2 separate regions of the Mus musculus genome follow, and region 1 is linked to region 2. Evidence: chromatin loops called from intact Hi-C (ENCODE). Cell type or tissue: heart. All regions are shown on one strand.

What was found. A loop is a pair of places that touch in the nucleus more often than their neighbours do. Peaks named below come from ENCODE experiments on the same cell type or tissue, not always from the same donor. Only the 100,000 strongest peaks of a DNase experiment are listed, where the experiment ranks them.
Region 1: a loop joins it to region 2, with 2.3 times the contacts of the local background. A loop is called at or near these places in 14 of 42 quality-filtered maps.

Annotation. Positions count from the first base shown.
Region 1 is chr13:103,851,408-103,859,407 of GRCm38, forward strand. It overlaps Erbin (Erbb2 interacting protein), which reads right to left. Exons shown (of 26, transcript NM_001289473.1): 10 at 7,969-8,000; 11 at 6,444-6,516; 12 at 6,004-6,133; 13 at 5,588-5,703; 14 at 3,412-3,481. Among named protein-coding and RNA genes, the nearest start is that of D130037M23Rik, 57 kb to the right of the region's middle. In heart, CTCF peaks have their summits at 3,722 and 3,921; no DNase peak of the experiment used is centred here.
Region 2 is chr13:104,032,207-104,040,206 of GRCm38, forward strand. It overlaps Nln (neurolysin (metallopeptidase M3 family)), which reads right to left. Exons shown (of 13, transcript NM_029447.2): 10 at 5,092-5,278; 11 at 4,648-4,776; 12 at 3,381-3,517. Gm30967 (a long non-coding RNA gene) reads left to right here and starts at 5,677. Exons shown (of 3, transcript XR_873894.3): 1 at 5,677-5,859. In heart, no CTCF peak of the experiment used is centred here; DNase peaks (open chromatin) are centred at 815 and 4,465; H3K27ac peaks cover 1,972 bases.

The sequences.
Region 1 (8,000 bases), 180 kb before region 2:
AGTGTAGTGGTAGACCTGCCCAATCTAGGCGCACAGCATGTATTCATATTAACTGAGTTCTGTTTTCATTGCCGGGGAATATTTGGGTGGAGATTTACTGCAACAGATATCAATAAACCAAGATTATCTATGACCTATGAATTCTTTATTATACAGTAATTTTACTAATAGAGTTATAAAACACATTTTCCATCTTATATTACTTTCTGTCTCCAGTATTTCCTTTTGCAAAAATACTTTTAAGGGAAAAAATATTTACAAGGCTTAAACTAGGAGAGGCCCTTGGTCTTGCAAAGATTATATGTCCCAATACAGGGGAATACTGGGGCAAGGAAGTGGGGTGGGTGGATTGGAGAGCAGGGTGGGAGGAGGGTATAAGGGACTTTTGGTATAGCATTTGAATTGTAAATGAAGAAAATATCTAATAAAAAATGTTTAAAAAACCCAAACAACTAGTTATCTAAATATGTATTCCAGTCAGTCGCTAAACAGACAGCAAGTTCAAAACTGCTTCTCTCTTACTCTCCGTCAACAGTACCAACAAGACGCTTGTTGGAGGTGCCAGGTATTTTAGACTTCATTCTTTTCTTAGCATCTTTCTTCTTACGGTTAACAAATAGTATCAATTCCTATTTTAAATATGCACACCTCAAATTTTACCAGTAACAGCTTGAAGTGATTCCATGTAGATAGGAGCCCCCAGTCTTCTCTTCTATTTCCCTACCAGCCACTCTTTGGACAAACTCTTGTGAAAACATGACTTCATCCTCAACTCTTACTCCCAAATATTTTAAAATTTTGTGGCCTCCATCTTGTTAAAAAATAAACTGTTCTATATTTTTCAAATTCTGATCATTTTACTTGACTTCCTCAAATAATGGAACTAGTAGCCTTACTCTTTCCTAAAGGCTTGCTTTCTTGAAATCTCAAACCTAGGTCGATTCTTCTACCTACCGTCACCCAACAGTGGTGACGACAGTTACTGTGCTTTGGGTGCGTCCTGGTCTATACCCCACATAAACTCACACTCCTGCACTACCATGATCGTCTGCTTTCTAAATTCAATCTCTTTCTTAGTACCACCAACCCCCTCCATCCCCTAAGACTTATCATGCAGAAGCATGCTTAATTAAAAATGTAAAGGAGTCCCAAAATTTGAAAACACTGAGCACAGACATGATTGTCACAAGTAGAAAAGAACACATTTCACCTCAAAAGACAGTATGATAAAAACACAGAAAATTAATTTTTAAATGTTATATAAAATTATTTCAGGATATGTACGTAAGCAATGCAGGAAACACAATTAAAGTTTATATTTAGACTTTGATTCTTATCTCATTAATTGTGATTATTAAAAGAAAATTTAAAATCTCCAAAATATATCATCTTAAGCATGTTACTCAGTCAGTCTGCATTCCCCGGTTTCTTACACCAATAATTTAAATTAAAGTCATCTGACTTTGGATTAATCACACATGATACTCCTGGGTTCTGCACTGAACAGGATAGGTCTACATGAAATGACACGCACGAGGTATTATTCAATACTCCTGAGAACTTGGTGATGAACTGGACTGTTGTACAGTGATGGTAGTAAAGACTGCACTCCCGTGTCTGACTCCATAAAACATTTCTCAGTGAGCTAAGGATCCCAGGAAACATTTGGGGTAGAAAATGGTATACTGTTCTAGGGGGAGCTGAATCTGACATATCTAGGTATCAATACTGGATCCATACTGGGCTATATGTATGATTCAGACACAGGTACTAGGCTAAAGATATTGATAGAAATAGTGATGATGTACAAAGTAATTTGAAGGATAGTTTACAAGAAATAAAGCAGAGGGATGTCCTTCTGGGAGCCACTCAGACAAGAACCAGGCTTGAAAAGCAGACTGCAGAGTCATCAAGTAGCAGCAGAGGCAGGTGAGGACAACAGGCACCTCTCCAAACCCATCATTCTCACCTTGCTTGCGAGTCACCAGATTACCAAAGCTGCTCAATTAGCATCTTTCAATTCTCTTTCATTTGCTCCTTTCTTTCCTGTGTGGTAACATTTCATTTCAAGCACTGTCTTCTCAATAACCAAGATCTCCTTCCTGTGATGTCTTTCTTTTACACCTAGGTTGGCAGTCCTATTCACAGACCAGCCACGATGGCATACACTTTAATCCCAGCATGCAGGAGGCATAGGCATAGGCAAAGGAGCAGAGGGGCAGGGGCAGGGGCAGAGGCAGGAGGATCTCTACAAATTCATGACTAGCCTAGTCTACATAAGCAAGTGGCAGGCAAGTCAAAGATGGACAGAGATACCCCAATCTCTGTCTCAAAACATCAAATAAAATAAACTAAGCAAACTAGTATCATTCCAACTCTGACCTTTAGGACTGTCTCAAAATTAGTCATAAAAGTATTATTTCCTTTTTCTACTACTATTACAGATTTTTGCTTAATTACATCACTACAAATCTGTAATATTATTTTAATAGTCAAGATAAGAAACTAGTCTAATGGGGCCGTAAAGATGGCTCAGAGGTTAACAGCTTTTACAGTGAACCTGAGTTTGGTTCCCAGCTCCCAAATGACAACTCCAGTTCTAGGTAAACCTATGTCCTCTTCTGACCTTCTCAGGTACCATTCACACATACATACATTCATGCAAAACACTTAAAATAAAAAATAAAACACACAAAATAAAAAATCTTTAAGAAAATAGAATCACCCTAAGTGTCCATTAATGAACGACTAGCTAAACATATACACATAATGAAATACAAGTAAGTCTTTAAAGGAAAAGATATCTTGTAACACAGGAAGATAACTATCACGTGATGTCATTGAGAGAAAAACTCAGAGAGAATCAAACATTTTAACAGGGACTTGGGATGGGAGTGTACTGGGACATGCTGGTTCAAGCACAAAACTGATAGAATAACTTCAAGAGCTCTACTGTAGGCTATGATAACTGAAGTCAGAATACTTTATCACTCAAAATTGCTGAAAATCGATTTTATGTGCACTCAAAACGAAGTGACAATGGCAGGAAGTCATGTCACAAAGTTGGGTAGAGTGGAGTAGGACTTCCTCATCTTTGAAGTTTTGTGTGTTTGGAAACTTGCTAAAATACAATAAAATTTATTACTTATACATCTATGTGTGAAAAGATCTATGTGTTTCTAAATACAGTAAGATAAATATATGTTTATATGTGAACAAGGTATAACTGTTAAGTTGCTCTATACAAACTAAAGAGTATCATTATATATTCTTGGAATACAATACATACTGTTATATATATATATATATATATATATATATATATATATATATGAAAAATACATACTACATATATTGAAAAAATATATACAATTGGAATTCCAGCCAAACTTAATAGGTCAGAATGCCCACCTGATTATCTGACAGCCACATAGCAGTCAACTGTTGTAGCTTTGTAAAGCTAAAAGGCAAATTCTTTAACCTGAATGGAAAAAACAAAGATTAAACTTAAAAATGAAACTGTTTAAATGATAAGAGATCACATCAGAAACAGTGGTATAATAGCACTTGCCTAGCATGGACCCTATCTTCCTACTTCCTAGCATCAAAAATAATGAAAACAAAAATACAAATCATCTGAACAATGCTGTAGAATGCTATATTCATAAGATTAAAAAAAGAAAGTAAAGCCAAATGCAAACTTTTATATAGGAGAAAGGACAAGAACATTCTCTAGTCTTAAACACTACACACACCAGCCCTGGGGAGGGTGTCCTTCCTGAGGGTGAGGGGTACCCCTGTCACCAGCAGACATGAAAAGCAACCTCCAATATTAGTACAAAACCATTCTAGCTATGTCTGAAAACTTTGTTCTAGGACAGAAGCATTAACTTGTTTAATAGTAGCTTCTCTACTTTTTAATAAACTGAAAAATCAAATCTGTTAAAAAAATAAAAACTGTTCATTCCATAAAGAAAGGCACGGCCACATTGAGTACTCACAAAACTGCTTGTGTTTTGTATTGAAAAAACCAAAGCTGTAGTAAGAAGTCCTAGAGAGCTTGTTTTTAAAAACACTGCACAGTTCTGTATTTTAGGGGTTCATTATTTTACGATGATAATATGTAAAAACAAAGTAACGTAAGTGCTTATTAGTGTAGTGGCTTGAAAGAAAATAGCCTCCATAGGCTCAAAGGAAGTGTCGCTATTAGGCCACTATTGTGGCCTTGCTGAAGTAGATGTGACTTTGTTGGAAGAAGTGGGTTGCTGGGCTTGGGCTCTGAGGTCTCAGAACCTCAAGCTAGGCCTAATGGCTATGTCACTTCCCATCGCTTATGGGTCAGAGTATGTAGCACGCTCAGCTCTTCAGCTCTCCAGCACCATGCTGACTGCATGCTTGCTGCTATGATGAAATGGACTAAACCTCTTAACTGCAAACCAGCCCAATTAAATGCTTCCCTTTATAAGACTTGCCATGGTCACAGTGTCTTTTTACAGCAATAAATACAAATACATTGAAATTTCAAATATATTGAAAAAATACATACAATTGGAATTCCAGCCAAATTTAATAGGTCAGAATGCCCACCTGATTATCTGACAGCCACATAGCAGACAACTGTTGTAGCTTTTTACAGAGGCATAGATTCTTTTTAAATAAATGTAGCTATTAGTATACTGATAAGTCAGAATATTATGCTAAATGCTCTACTTTAACATTTTTTACCCGAGCTTCAAAGTTCCCCTTTATATAAGGGAACCTACTGTACTATTCCAAAGGGATGGCCTTCATAGTTTGTAAAGTACTACAAAATAAAATATAAAGCATCCCACAGTTGTTCTTTAATTAGTTTCAATCTCTGTGGTGGTTTAAACATGCTATGCTCATGGGAAGTGGCACTATTGGAAGGTGTTAGGGGAAGTGTCACTCTGAAGGCTTTGAGGTCTCCTATACATGCTCAAGTCTGGCCAGTGTGATCCAGACCCTCTTCCTCGCTGCCTTCAGACCAAGATGGAGAACTCTCAGCTCCTCCTCCAGCACCATGGCTGCCTGCAGGCTGCCATGCTTTCCACCATGATGATAATGGACTGAGCCTCTGAAACTGTAAGCCAGCCCCAACTAAATGTTTTCCTTTATAAGAGATGCTGTGGTCATGGTGTCTCTTCACAGCAATGAAACCCTCACTAAGACAGTGTCTCAAGTTCAGCAATCTCTGCTCCAGTCTAGCAATCTCAGTGGTCAGTCTGCTCTGCACTTTGGTTATTTATGGCTCAAGCTGTGTGAGTCAATCTCAGCCCAGAAAAACATAAGCCAAGATTAGATTAAAAGTTGCTTTGTTCAGCAGCAGTATTAAGATGAATTTGGGACTTTATGAATTAAAAGCTCATATAATAACAAGAGGATAGAAATTGTGTAGTTATATTGGCTCAAAATGAACCATGTTAAGTAACATGATATAAATTTTAATCATTCTTTTAATTAAAAATTTAAATATACGTAAAGAGAAATAAACATCAACTAGTGTAGTATTTCATATGAAACTTTAACTTCATTCAGAGTATTCTATAAGCAACTACAGATTACAAACCTATTATCACTTAAATTGATGACTTTTAATTTTTGCATATCACCCATTTCCTCTGGAAGCGTCTCTAGTTTATTACAATGGAGAAACAGCACAGTTATATTTTTCCAGTTTCCAATCTGAAAGAGAAACAAACTGCAGATCACAAACCTGGGATATAAACTGATAAAGGAATATTAATATATCTGAAAGCTGTGAAAAATATTCTTTACATTTACAAAAATAATACTTTTGTGGTAACTATTCTTTTTAAATTAAAAGGAAAGCGTTTAGGAACATCTTCAAAGTTACATAGCATCTTATTATTCAGATAATACATAACTTGATTAATAAGCTATCTTAAAAAGAAATAAAACACCAACATACTGAAGATGTTTAAAAAGCAGATAAAAATCTAAAATGAATGTAAAATGCTGTACCTCTGGGGGTAGCTGTTGTAAGTAATTGTGATCTGCAGCAAATGTTCTCATGTTTGTGAGCTGGCCAATTGAGGAAGGCAAAGCTTCAATTTCATTGAAACTGCAATCCAGTTCTTCTATTGACCTTAACCTTTAATTATAAATGGAAACACATGGGTTTTAAGATATGTACTATACTCAAAATTTAAGAACATATTAACATGAACCTTAGAAAATAAACATAAGAAAATTTAATAAAGTGCTAAATGTTATCAATAATAAATAAGCCTATTTTATTATAAAAATAACTAAACTATATGCCAATTATTTATTTCAAATGTTTGTGAAAATCTGCTATAGATGTTCCTTATATGAACCCTCAATATCTGAAATGCACGCTGAGATGCTTGCTGAGTTAACAGTAACATTTTCCAGGGTCTACATGTTCACACACAACTCACCCTCCTATTGAGTCTGGTAGATACATTAATTGGTTTTCATCAATTTTTAGAGTTGTGACATTTTTCAATGAACCTATTGAGAAAAAATAATAATTTTCAGCTTAGATTAGAAAGCAAGTCCATCAATAGTCAATGTGAAGCACTTTACATTTAACATTATCAATAAATCTACTTACAGGAGATACTACCCCAACATCATCCACTTAGTCTCTTGCCCAATACCTTCTAACTTCATGCACCTCACCTGCGCGCACACGTGTGTGTGTGTGTGTGTGTGTGTGTGTGTGTGTGTGTGTGTGTGTGTGTGTGTGTGTGTGCTTGCATGCGCTGTACGTGTGTACTTGCAGAGGGAAGAGGTAAACCCTGGGTACCCTTCCACAGGAACCGTCCTCCTTGTGTTTTGAGCCAGGGTCTTATACTGGGCCCTAGAGCTCATATTAGGTTACACTGGTAGGCTAGAGAGCCAGGGGTCTGTCTTCTCAGTGCTGAGAACAGAAGTGCTGCCAGCAGGCTGGCTTTTACTGTTAGTGCATAAAATCAAACTGGAGTCCTTATGCTTGCCCTTTACTGATTCTCTCTCCAGCCCCCACTGCATTGTTTAACTTAACCTGAATAATAACTAGTTTACTACCCACCCCAAACTAAAATACAAGCTATACAAGAAGACATTTTGTCTCCATTGTTCACTTTGTCTGCATCATTCACATTCTTAAAGACAATGTCATGGCATATAGAAGAATTAACTCCAATTTTCTGAATTAATATACAGCAGTATGAAGGATGTTTATCACTAAATAAAAAATAATATATGTAAATAAATGTTTCAATTCGAACATTGAAAGTACTGATTAAATGAGAATATAATTCTAAAACGTAAATATACTTGACTTTAAAACAACTGGTACACTTCAAGTGAGAAGAGTTTTTCTATCACATCACCTTGAAGATTTAAATTTTTAGACTTTTCATCAAAGTGATCTATCTTCCTAATTCTTCATCAAACAAACAACTTCAAAATAGATTTAACACAAATTATGGACCTGTTGCAAATTTTTAAATCTTTCTTCATTTTCTTATCTGTCAGTCAATAGTGAAGTAATTACAGTTTCTAAATAAGGGCTAGGAATCCAAGAAAACTGAGGAGGCTAGCTTAATTGTGAACAACTGTGAACTGAGGAGGCTAGCTTAATTGTGAACAATTGTGAACTGAGGAGGCTAGCTTAATTGTAAACAATTGTGAACTGAGGAGGCTAGCTTAATTGTGAGCAATTGTGAACTGAGGAGGCTAGCTTAATTGTGAGCAATTTACTAAAGCTGTAAAAATGGACTTTGCTTAGGATAAATAAAAATAGCAATAACAGTAGTTAAGTTGTGCAACAGAGCACAACCGAGTATTCCAAGTAATACTCATATGTGACAGTACAGTCAAACATTAACAGTAATACTGAGAGTCTATGGAAGTCTTGAGTAAAAAAAGAAGTCTTTAATAATTAAAAAAAAAAATCTGTTTGAAAGCAATACAGACCAATAGTTTCCGGCAGCTGCTGAAGGGAATTA
Region 2 (8,000 bases):
GTAACCAACCCTATGTGTGAGACTGAAGGCAACCCAGACCAAGTAACACCACCTTCTGCAGTGCTGGCTGATGGCAAGGCTGAGGTCATGCACAAAACAAGCAGTGCTCGGCACACTGCGCTGAAGAATAGTGTTTCTTTCTCTCTATCTCTCCAGTTGTAGGAACAATGGAAGCCTTTTCATAGGACAGGAGTATTGTGCCAAGAATTTTTAATTTTTGGTAAATATTTGTATTCTGTAAGTCAGGTGCTAGAGTAAATATTTGTAAAACAAAACAAAGCAAAGCTGAAGCCACCCCACAAGAACAAACAGCATTCACTACAGAACGAGGAGGGGTCAAATGGCTGTTGAAAAAGCTGGTTCTAGAATTCGCACAAGCAGTGGAGAGAACGAGGGTGGAGAGTGAGGGCCTCCCCTTCCTTGGTTTCTCAACCCAGGCCCATAATTGCTGTCATGGCAAGACAGTGAGAAATGACAGGATTCCTCACAGTGTTTGAAGGGTAAGGAAAAGGAAGTGAAAACTGGAAATTCAAAGCGGCCTGTTTGCATAACAAGTAGATAGCCCTGAGTCCTGCCAGAGCATCTAGAAACTCAGTGGAGCTGGACTGTGTTTCTAACGTCCCAGGAAGCAGCTCTGGGTGATGGGATCTTTGTTTCTCCAAGTTCACTCCTGTCCTCACCTAATGAAGAGCAGCCTGGCTGCCTGCCAAGTTTCAGAGCTTGGGTATAAAAAGCACAGAGAAACCTGATGGTGGGTTGTTTCTGCAGGATGTTCAAGTAGCAAGAGAGCCACTGGGATCTAGAATTTGGCTGCCACTTTGACAGCTGGAGGGGTGGAGGGGCCGAGGTGTAGCAAGATGAGTGAAGGCCCAGAGGCTGGCTCACCTCAGAGGGAGGGAGTGTATGCTTGCACCAGGAAGCCTAAGAGATAATGGCAGCCAGGACTATGTCCTACTTGAACCTTTCCAGGCCACTTTTCCTCTCCTTGAAACACCATTTCTGCTGGGCTTGGTGGTACAGGCTTGGAATCCCAGTACTCAGGATGCTGAGGCAGGAGAATTGCTATTAGTTTGAGGCCAGCTGGGGTTATGAAGCAAATTTGTCTCAAAAAACATCAACAACTACAACCATCACCACCACCAACAAAAAAGCCAAACAACAACAAACGAGTGAGTCCTGAGTCCTTCTCGCGTCTGTGGACTCCTAGAGTAAGGGGCAGCTGCGTGAGGAGCAGAGAGAAAGGTTAAGCCCTCCTAACATCTCACCATGCAGAGTCATCAGTGTTTGTCAGTGTTTGTTCTGACCGTACTTTAAGAATATTGTGTAAAATCCTTTGCAAAGAATATTTTTATTTTATGTGAGTTACATCAAACAATCCAAACAAAAGCAAAGTTTTACCAAAGCCTTTCCCACGTGCTCCTAAGTTTACCAGGAGGATAAAAGGGATCACTTCGGTCTGAATAATCTACAATAGTTCATACATGAGTAGCATTTTAAAATATTCTTAGATTATTTATGTGTGTGAGTGTTTTGCTTCTTTGTATGGATGTGTGTAACATGTGTGCCTGGTGCCTGCAGAGGTCAGAAGCGGGTGTTGGTTCCCCTGGAACTGGAGTTACAAATGGTCGTGAGCTATTAAGTGGGTGCTGGGAACCAAACACAGGCTCTTAACCACTGAGCCATCTTTCTAGCCCCATCAATGGCTTTTTGAATGGGGTCTTAACGAATAGTATAATTTTTAAGGGGCACAAATAAAAAAAAATTTTTTTTTGTTTTAAAACAAGATCTCATGAAGCTCATGACCTTGAATATACTATGTAGCCAAAGATGATCTTAAACTCCTGATCTTCCTGCCTCTACCTCCCACATGCTAGGATTGCAGGTATGTGCCACCGCTCCTGGCTTAAAAGAAGCCGTACATTTAAAATGCAATGCATAGAAGGAATAGATGTGTGAAGGTAGGCAGAGCTAAGACAATACCCGTCTACTTCTGAGCCACATCCCTGGCTCAATTTTCTTAACAAAGGGAAAACTTGGACTGGGTAATCAATCCCCTGAGCTGGGGAAGATGAGGCAGGAGGTTCACTTGTATTATGTAGTGAGGCTTAGGGATGACGTAACAAGAAAGAGGGGCAGAGGCAGTTTACAGAGTAGACAGGCTGGGGGCTCAGAGTGATAAAGGAAATCAACAGAGAATGGGGGCAGGCCTAAGAGCAGCACTGGCCTACAGAGCAGCACTGCAGGGCCAGTTGAGGTTAGCCAGCATGAGTCAAAGTGTAGGGCAGGTAAATGAACTCACATGGTTTTCTTCAGAAGACCCCATTGAGGGCACCATCTCAACCTAAGACAGTGGAGGCCGGAGGGCTGGGCAGGCTGAAAGTCATGCAGACATCAGAATGCTAAACAGAGTCAGTATCAGACTTGCTGACTGGGTGGGCACAGTCAAAGAGGAAGCTTAAAGTCCTGCTGGATGAGGTAGGATGGGGGAGGGGATGCTTGGAATGAATCAGTGTGGCTAGTCTGGAGAGATTTTTTTTGGAGAGAGAGAGATGGAAGAAATGGGACCCTAAAATATATGACATATTTCGATATGTATGCAGAGGGGCGCTACTTAGTAGAGAAACAAAAGCCCAAAGAACAAGTTGGCTGATTGAAATAAGCATTGAGAGCTTGATTTGGGTAATTTGTTCTAATTTCTGAACCAAACAGAACTTGGAAACACACTGGAAATATACCAGCCTCAGACATAACTGACAGTCGGGTCGTCCATGAGCAGAGAGACTAGGGTCTGTCCCAGGAAGGCTTGGCTGGCAGCCACCTGGCAGCCTCCTCACCGTGCCTGGGAAGGAATGGCTCAGATTAATGAAGCAGCTTAAGTTACCCCAAAGGCACTTAGGTTACAAACTATGTAATAGGTGGAGTACGCTGGCCGCAGAAAAAGGGTGCCTCCCACAGAAAATGTACAAAGAAACCTGTAAAGAATATCACAACACAGAGACTATTTACATCAGGAAGACGTTTACCTTTCTTTCTCAACCTCTTATAAAACAGAAACACTGTATGGCACATGTCAAAACTAGTAGCCATAAACTCTCGAGTGCATAAACAAGGCTTTGAATTTTTAATTACGCAATATATGGGAATGTTAATAAGCAAGAAAGTACAGTAGGTTTTTTTTTAAAAAAAATCTGTAGAATTAAGAGTTAATCACTTGTACACTGAAACTTAATGATGTATGATGATTTGAGAAGATGCCAGGCCTTAAAGTTAAAAGCTGCTACTAAGTCTCTTACTCGAAACTCTAGCTATTATATACTTGGAGCTGAAGGAGAGAGAGCAACTACAAAATTAACCCTGGGGGTAGCAAAGCCATACAGTACCTCTGGATTCATAATCCCTTCTTTTCTGAAACAGCTGTGAAACATGTCCATGGAAAAGACTTCACTCCAAAGATATCCATAATACTGGCCGTCATACCCTCCTGCCAAATGTCCAAAGGTAGCTGGCATATTTGTGCCTTAAAAAAAGATAATTTCAATCAGAATGATAGAAAATGCTAATTAATCAGGCTGTGAACTAGCTAGCTTTCCTTTGGGGAGCCCAGCTGTGAGGGGAGGGAAGGATGGCATCTCACAGGTTGGCATGCACTCATCTCACTGGTTGGCATGTACCCTTAGCCAAGATTATATACAAGCCTTTCTCCTGTCAGTAGCTCAGCCCCAGCTCTGGATGTCTAACAACAATTTCTGAAGCCTTGTCCATGCCCGTCAGTAGCTCAGGGCAAGTCATGCCAATGTGCTTTTAAAATACTTTACTAATAACCCTACTTTCTGCTGGAGCCCCCCACCCTCAGGTGCTGAGAGTCAAACATAGCCTAACTCTAATGCTGAGCTACAACCCAGCCCCCTTCTTGTATCTAAGGCCCCTGCCACAATTCTTGTATCTAAGATGACTCAAAATAAAATGGCATTTGTGTAGGTTGATAATTTCTGAAAATGAAGTGTTTTGAAAGAGATTTACGAGGTGTGTCTACATTGAGCTGCCATTTTGTCAAAGAGACACAATATTGTTCCTTGATTTCCAGATCAGGAGGTGAGGCTCAGGTGACTCAATGGCCACTCTTATCTTAATATCCTCTATAACCGTGTCTGATTCATTTTAGCAACAATTGCCTTGGTGAAAAAGTTTATAACTGACATCCAAATAGATACATATTAGTTGGCTTAAAATGTAAGTTTTAGACTCACCCAATAGCAAACACTGTAAGTATCCTGTTAGAAACTGCCAGTCAAAAGCTTGAACTGGCATTGGAGTCAGAAATGAAGGAGGTTCCCGTCTCCCCCTGAAATGGCCCTTCTGCCAACTTCTTACTGAAAATCACAGGGAAGTCCTGGTACACACAGGGAGGGAGGGGACAGGCAGGTGCTGCCAAACGGGAATGGCTGTGCTCTGGGGCAGAGGCCAACTGCTCACGCCTGATTACACTGCAATGCAGTGACTGTGGAGCCACCTCCCCTTCAAGCACTTTTGGACAGGACAACTCCTAAGGCAGAGTGTGCTTATCTGAAAACTGTCCACCCGCCTGTAAGGCTAAGGAGACTCTGAGGTCTTACAAGAAAAATGAACTCAGGTGCTCTCGCCTCATACCTGGCGTAGCTGCAACTCCCAAAATTTCTGTGCAGTATTTAGCGTATTCGCTCGCGGCATCCAGCGACGCATTGGTATGGAGGGACTGGTCAACTTTGCTCAAAACAATTTGGCGAAGCGTCAGAAGACCTAATAAGGTTAAGAGTGTTTGAACAACGTGTTGGAGAGAGAACGATGTGTGCTAACACCACGAGATCAGAGATTCAGTACCATTCATCACAAAAGGGTAGCAAGGCCAAACAGCATCTGGACCGTGTATGACTTAGGAGGAAACGCTCCCCTCAGACACAGTCCCAGGCGTTGCCGCTCCAACACAGCCAGCCTCCCTCCCTCCACGCACAGCACTCCTGGAGTATGTTATTAAAGTCAAAGTACGCCTGACAGAAGGAGCTGCCAGGAATTCTGCATTTAACAATTCCTACTTGCTTCTCTCATTGACTATACCTGTGTTGACCAGTCTCGAAGCCACAAGCTTCTCCAGCAGCTCGTCTGTGATAGGGTGTCCGTCTCTATAATGTTTTGACAGTTTTCGCAGGGAGTCAATGTCCCACACCCAGTTTTCAAGCATTTGTGATGGCACCTCTACAAAGTCAGTTTCCACATTTGTTCCACTAAATCGTGCAAAGTCAGTCTAGAAAGCAAACATAAACGTGTTTTTAAAAACACTGAGTAGAACTATATACACGCAGTGAACTATAATGAGCCCCATCAACACTTAAGGCAGGATGAGAACAAAGCACTGGAGTTCTATGTGGCTAACTGGCAGAACGTTGTCTACTGTGTGAGGCTGTGAATGTGACCCCAGCAGTTGGGGTTAGGGGAGAAGGCAAACAATTTCCCTTAGATAAACAGTCTCTCTCAGGCTCCTCCTGCAGTTGGTTATTCATGTTTACTCAATACATGCCTTTCGGGGCATTCACCACTGTTGCTCAACTACTCAAGTTTAAATCAGTTAAGGGGTTAAGTTACAACATTCCAGCCTAGGGTGTGTGTGTGTGTGTGTGTGTGTGTGTGTGTGTGTGTGTGAGAGAGAGAGAGAGAGAGAGAGAGAGAGAGAGAGAGAGAGAGAGACAGAGAGACAGAGAGACAGAGAGACAGAGAGATATGTTTTGTGTTCTGAAGTTTATACCAGTGATCCTACGACAGCTATGCTGTGGGAAACCTGAGCTGGACCCCTCAGATCAAGTTGAGAAGAAGCCAGTGGCCTGGAAGGTGAGCCTGCCAATGCGCTGCACGTGGGTGAATGAATGTGAGCAGAGGGGAGAGAGAAGCAACTCACTCAACGTTCAAAACCCCTGTGATGGAAAGAAGGGACTCACTCTCAGGGGGCCTAGGCTAAGAGTTCTGAAAGCCAAGTTTCAAAGATTCTTGATTGAGTTTGATGTTATAAAAGCAGCCACGCAGAAAGAAAGAGATTTCTCACAATAGGCTCGTGGCTTGTTTTCTGCCATTTCCGTTCCCTTTTCTAGGCTAGCGTTTTGGAACCATCACCCCATCCAAGGAACACTTGCAAACCGTGAGCAGCTGAGACAAGTTAGGGGTCGGATATAGGATGGGAACCTCCTGTTTCCCCGTTCCTCCACCCCCGATTTCCTCTCCTGATGCCTCACACCCCAGCACTGTCCCTGGCTTCATCACCCCAGGCTCTACAAAGGAGAAGCCAGGAAGAGGACTTAGCTGCAGAGAAGGAGCAGATGGGGTGCCAGATCAGCAGTGTCTAACCATTCAGCTTCTGGCCTGGGGCACAGGCACAGATGTCAGGATGACAGCACATTCTGCCTGCCCCTCTATGCAAAATACTCTGCTTGACTTCATGTTATAATTGCGCTGATTCTCGATAGGAAAGGCTGCAACACGGGAGGTCCAGGGAAACACTTCAGTAGGCACTGGTATTAGGGCACCTCTGTTGAGGGCATACCCCATCCCTCGACTCCCACTAGCTGCTTCCATTTGTACAGGGGAAGAGGCAAAGACCCCTAGAAAGAGAGTATTTTGCCTCATTCTGGTATGTAACATTTTAAGATTGTATTCGCCTTATAGATAGACCAATCTAATACAGTATTGTAAAAGCCAGTACGCAGAAAAGACTTCCTGTGCCAGGCATCGTGTCTGGTTCATACAAGCACAGTGTGGCTTAAATTTCTATCCAAGAAGCTCGGGATGGTTCAGTGGGTAAAAGGTCTGTTGCATAAGCATGAGGACCTAAACCCCATGGCCAGCACTCAGGTAAACAGGCAGGCGTGGTATAGACACATTTGCAATACCAGCAGGCGTGGTGCCATGCGCACTTGTGATCCCAGCACTTGGGAAGTAGAAAGAGGAGCGTTGCAAATGGCCAGGTAACCTGTGGCTGGTATCAGGTTCAGTGAGAAATTCTGTCTCAAAAATAAACAAACAAACAAACAAACAAACAAATGATGGACAACTACTTGGGAAGAATATCAGAGGTTGACCTCTGGCCACCACACCCAGGTGTACAAACGTACACTTGTACACACATGAGCATGTGCATGCCCCTCCCCCACTACTACATTATTGTATGGTGTATGTCCTATTACTTCTATTGGTGAACTAAGGAAACTGAGGCACACACAGAATAATAGCAGACGTAGGACTTAAAACCAGACGAGAACAGGAAGACACTTGGCCACAGAGAAGGACATAAAGGAGAATTAAGGTGCCATTTGAGTTATGTTTCCCAAGAAAAGTTACTCCCTCCTGAGACTAGAAGATCTCAAGGGCAGAACAGGAGGCTGAGGTACACAAGGTTAAGCTGTGCACTGTCTATCCCAAAGCAGTAATGCTAAATACACGGTTTTATGAAGCATAGTGCTTGAACAGATACGAGCAGTGCAAACAAGGGAAAATCAAGCCATCAGCTACCCTCATACAACAAGACAAAATCAGCAGCCTCGTGATTCTTGCTTGTGTGAAGATTTCCATGAAGGCAACGCAGACACACAAAATCTGGGGGAAGGGTCTACACGCGTGTACACACACACACACACACACACACACACACACACACACACACACTGGGGGAAGGGTCTGCTCAGTATCCAGGAAAAAAAAAAAACATGAACAAATGAGTAACTCATGAGTTAGAGCCAAAATTGGACAACTAAGAAGCAACACAATTACGTCACCAGCGTGAAGAAGAGAGGGCCTATTCTCCCTAAGTCTGCTAGTGGGGCAGAACACTGCCAATGAATGAACAGATCAACAATGTTCTCTAGAGAACAAAAGGAAATGTTTGCAAGGAAGGAGTAAAAGTTAAAAATAGCTCGCCTGCTTACAGATTTCCCAAAAGTCAGCCATGCTGCGCCTTTGTGAACCCTTTGGGCAACATCATT